Regions from separate parts of the Homo sapiens genome. Here region 2 is linked to region 1. Evidence: read pairs that join two places in POLR2A ChIA-PET (ENCODE). Cell type or tissue: endothelial cell of umbilical vein. All regions are shown on one strand.

Region 1 (2,500 bases):
CTTTGGGAACCTTAATCGAGTCTCTTCACCTATTGTTATTTTCCATGTGGACTTTGCTGGAGCTAGCATTTCCTGCTTTAGTGTAAAAACAGAAAAGTGTTAGAAAAGCCGCTGGTAGAGAATGAAGGTGAGAACCTAGGAAGAGAAATGTGTCTGTGTCCAGCACTAGAGGAAGGAACTGAGCTGTTACCATGTAGTTGAACCAGGAAAGAGGAAAACTGTGCCTGGGGACAAGGTCAATGCAAACTGCAGAGCAAATGTCAAGCCTTTCCACTGATGCCTTGGCAGCCATTCATCATGGGGACCCCCTTGTCTGCATCCTCTCTGCTTCCAAAGAATCACTGATGATGGTCAATAGGAGGTTCTTGCTGCAAATCACTCTGGTGAATTGCATTTAATGCCGTGTAAGAATTACCATGTTTTGTTTGGCTGGGGCCACTGAACTTCTCAGGCAGGGGAAGACTGCATATCTCCAAGAAGGTTTAATGCTACCATTGAGTTTCTTGGCTGGAATCCATCCCACATCATTCAGCTTGCTCGTTAGCACCATGCAGTGCCTAGGAGTCCCACTCATATGGAAGGGCACTCATGTCAGCTTTTCTAAGTGTGGATGTTTGACATTCCAGCTGTCTCTCCTCTCTCCTCACTCAACAGTGATGCTGTGACTTCTTATTTTGAAAAATATCAAACGTATAAAAAGTTGAAAGAACTATACAGTGAGCACCTACTCGTATATTCCCCACTGAGATTCAATGATTAACGTGGTCCTATTTCTCTACCTCTCTTTCTCTGTCTCTGTATGCTCTTTTGTTTGAACCATTTGAAAGCCAATTGTAGAAACGGTGGGACATACCCCTACACACTTTAGTGTGACTCTCCTAAGAATAAAGCCATCATCCTACATAACTATAATAAGCTGGGCATGGTGGCTCACACATGTAATCACAGCATTTTGGGAGGCCAAAGCAGGCAGATCACTTGAGGTCAGGGGTTCGAGACCAGACTGGGCAACATGATGAAACCCCATCTCTACTAAAAATACAAAAATTAGCCAGGTGTGGTGGTGCATGCCTGTAGTCCCAGCCACTTGCGAGACTGAGGTACAAGAATCGCTTGAACCTGGGAGGTGGAGGTTGCAGTGAGCCGAGATCGCGCCATTGCACTCCAGCCTGGGTGACAAAGCGAGACTGTCTCAAAAAAAAAAAAAAATTTACATATATACTGTCATCACAAAAGCAAACACAATTTGATGGAATTTGGGGACAGGAATAATTAGAGAAATATCCCTATGGAGGTCAAAGCAGAGGAGGTTTCACGTTCTATTGTGCAAGCAGGCTTTTCCAATTACTCCCTACAAGCATACTGAAATGTTTTACAATGAGCATGTTCTTTTGGAGTCAGAACGAAAAAAAATACAAAACCTTTTAAAGCAGCGGTCAGGAACACTGGGTCTCAGCCACGTCTGTGGTGGCCACTGGGCTTGTCGTGGGCCTTCAACACCAGGTGGCGGTGTTGAGCTACATTCAGCAAGCCGGTACTACCCGGTGAGAAGCCTCCCTGGGAAACTAGGGATGGGGCAAGAGAAGGGTGGTTGCACTTTCAAAGTAAATGTCAGAACTTCAAGTAAATCCCTAAAGACATAGGAAGGGGGAAATGACGGAGAACTTAATGAACATATACCTCTTTTGGGGGAAGATGTTCTATACATTGTCTCAGGAGGCTGATCTACTGAATTCAAACCCTCATTCTGTCCCCTCCTTGTTGACTTGCCATGTACAAGCAACTTGACCCAGAGAATGCTGGGTTTTGTTTTATCCTATGTAGGATGACTGGCAGGGATACGGGTGACGAAAGCCCTGAGCACAGGGCCTGACACCGTGCAAGTGCATACAACGTGCTGGCTACTTAACCATGATGACTCACTTCTCTCCACAACTGAGCCACTGCTGGCTTTGTCCTCTCGAAAACCTCTTCTGCCTCTGCTCTAGTCACCTTGTTCGCAGAGCTACCTGGGTATGGGTGGACAGTGGCTTCTTTTGCAGAGTCAGGGAGGTGGACAGCACCCACATGTTGAGAGCAGGACTGCGTCACAGGCTGCAAGCACAGGAGAGTTATCCATTGGCCTCCAGAGTCCATCCTGTAGCATAAGTGTACTTATACCTGATGGACAAAGAATCTTGATTTTGGGTTCAGAATATATTGGCACAAAACCACCCTAGAATGGAAACATTCAGGCCCTCGGCCGGCTTTGCCAAGCTCCCTCCGGAGCATGCACAGTAGCTGCTTTGTTTCATAGGATGGCATCAGCCTCTCCTAAGAAGCAGGTTGGAGAGGACTCGGGGTCACTGGGTGGCTCATCCCAGCCAGCAAGCTGACCCAGAGCCCTCCCTGACAGCTCTTGCCACTGCCCACGTCCACCCAACATTGCACTGATTTCTTCTACCTGCTGCCGGTGTGTGCCCTCCCTTGTCAGAGCTCCTCTTGCCCCTTTCTCCTGGGA
Region 2 (2,500 bases), 120 kb before region 1:
TGAGGGTTTACCCATTTAAATTAGTTTAGCTACGAATAACAGTAAATGCAAAATTACAGTGGTTTATCAAAAAAGCAGATTACTTTCTCACTCACGTTAAAAATCTCTCTAGGGAGGTAGTAGTCTCTCTAGAGGTGACGCGCCGTCCCACGATGCCAGGAAACCGGGCTCTTATCTTTGGCTCTATCATCCTTAGCACATGGTTTCCACTCATAGTCTAAGGTGCGTATTCACGCTCCAGCTCTCACATTCACAATGTAGCCAGAAAGGAGAAAAGCAGGCGGGGCGCCGTGGCTCACGCCTGTAATCCCAGCACTTTAGGAGGCCGAGGCGGGTGGATCATGAGGTCAGGAGATAGAGACCATCCTGGCTAACACGGTGAAACCCCGTCTCTACTAAAAATACAAAAAATTAGCCAGGCGTGGTGGCTGGAGCCTGTAGTCCCAGCTACTCGCGAGCCTGAGGCAGGAGAATGGCGTGAACCCGGGAGGCGGAGCTTGCAGTGAGCCGAGATCGTGCCACTGCACTCCAGCCTGGGCGACAGAGCGAGTCTCCGTCTCAGAAAAAAAAAAAAAAAAAAAAAAAAAAGGAGAAAAGCAGAAGAACCTTTTCCCTTTAAGGATAGTTCCTGAAAATTCCACGCACCACTCCTGCTTATATCCAGCTGGACAGACATGGCCACGTCAAGTTACAAAGGAAGTGGAGAAATACAATCTTTTTCTGGACAGAGAGAGGCCCACTAAAAACTAGGGATTCTACAAAGAAAGAATGGAGAAAAAATATTGGGAGAAAGCCTCCTTTTGACAGAGCTTTTATATTTGTAGTGTTCCACAGGTAAATTTATTCACTTATATAAACGGGTCAATCTTCTTTCGAATATGAAAGTAACTTGCATATAGAAAAACATCCAAAATTTATTTTAGAATTTTGCAGATGAAATCTAGTTTTTCAAATGTTAATTTAAGATGGCCTGTCTTTTTTGATACAGGTAATGTATATTCCTTTTTCTGGAAGTATACTTTGTGATTAAAAAAAAAAAAAGAATCAAAGCCAGATGGAAAACAGCATTGTAAAAGGAAAGAATTCAGTACTACCGCACAGTTTTATACCACCTGGCAAGCAGACAACACTAATATGAATTTGGAACCCTGCCGATGGAGTCATATGCCCCTGCTGGGCTGGGCTGCTAGGACAAGCACCTGCCTATATGTGCCAAGTGTGCTCCCTGCTACGTGCTTTTAATGCAGTGGCCTAAAGGCACATAATGCAGGCCAAAGGTGGGCTTGAAAGAATACTCTCACAGAAGTCACATTATCCCAAAGTGATAACAAGGTTTGATTAATTAGGAAATACTGGACATTTATATGAGTGGAATTATCATATTTCCTCAACACTCTCTCTTTACAGACACTAATGCTTCATCAGCTCAACATAGCATCCATGTCCTCAAAACCTTCCATCACAGTTTTAAACATAAGACTCGGTAAACACAAACAAACAAACATCTTTCAAACATGCATATTCAGATACTATCTTCATAATTTGAATTCCTGCAAGATAGATCAATGGAGTCATGCAGGCTACAGATTAATCCAACGTAGCAACGAATTACTAGGCACCCAATTTTCATGCAGTATTTGAGGAAATATGATAATTCCACTCATATAAATGTCCAATATTTCCTAATTAATCAAATATTGTTATCACTTTGGGATGATGTGACTTCTGTGAGAGTATTCTTTCAAGCCTCAAACACTTATGTGAGACTTCTGTGAGAGTATTCTTTCAAGCCTCAGGACACTTACCGAGTCTTATGTTTACTATGATGGAAGGTTTTGAGGACGTGGATGCTGTGTTGAGCTGATGGAGCATTAGAGTCTGTAAAGAGAGAGTGTTGACAGGGGTAATGATTGCCAGCTGCAGGGTCCAGAGAAACCCTACATTAACAAGAGACAATTACAGAAAATATTAGAAACCTCTAGGATTCTACAACACACTCTATTATTAAGCAAATTTTGCTTTACCAAAGACCTCTAGATAGGTACCATTTCTCTAAAATTTAGGAGAATAAAGGGCCCCAAGAAACCACTGGCAGGCTTTCCTTCTGCTTCATTTCAAAGACAAATCGCTGAAGGATAATACAGAAGCCTCTGAGGCAATGATAAGCCATTAGAAGCCAAAGAGCTACATGTAGCTTACCTAGTGACACTATTCACTGGCAAAACAATTGCAAGAATAAGAAACCAAAGTAGAAGATCATTGTATTCACTGATTAATTTGTGTTTGACCTGAGAATTAATACTCCTGCTTCTATACTGGGGCTGCGGAAGTTGCATAGTGCTCCAGGATTTGGTCAAGAATGAAAGCTTCCTAGATACAGGTGGCATTTGGGACTGAAAAACAGCATATAGGACAGCAATGAATAAGGAGCAAGAGAACGCGCACGCAGAAGGAAAAGATTAAAGAGCTGCTCCCATTTCTTTTTTTTTTTTTTTTTTTT

The links. ChIA-PET counts read pairs that join two places held together with the same protein. Peaks named below come from ENCODE experiments on the same cell type or tissue, not always from the same donor. Only the 100,000 strongest peaks of a DNase experiment are listed, where the experiment ranks them.
Region 2: POLR2A ChIA-PET joins it to region 1 with 11 read pairs; 2 of 35 experiments call an interaction of 5 or more read pairs at or near these places.

What each region holds. Positions count from the first base shown.
Region 1 is chr10:28,626,807-28,629,306 of GRCh38, forward strand. No RefSeq gene overlaps it. Among named protein-coding and RNA genes, the nearest start is that of BAMBI, 49 kb to the right of the region's middle. RefSeq lists a silencer at 1,406-1,585. In endothelial cell of umbilical vein, a CTCF peak has its summit at 1,493 (motif pointing right); a DNase peak (open chromatin) is centred at 1,515; H3K27me3 peaks cover 89 bases.
Region 2 is chr10:28,502,139-28,504,638 of GRCh38, forward strand. No RefSeq gene overlaps it. Among named protein-coding and RNA genes, the nearest start is that of LINC02652, 7.6 kb to the left of the region's middle. In endothelial cell of umbilical vein, no CTCF peak of the experiment used is centred here; a DNase peak (open chromatin) is centred at 1,143; H3K4me3 peaks cover 172 bases.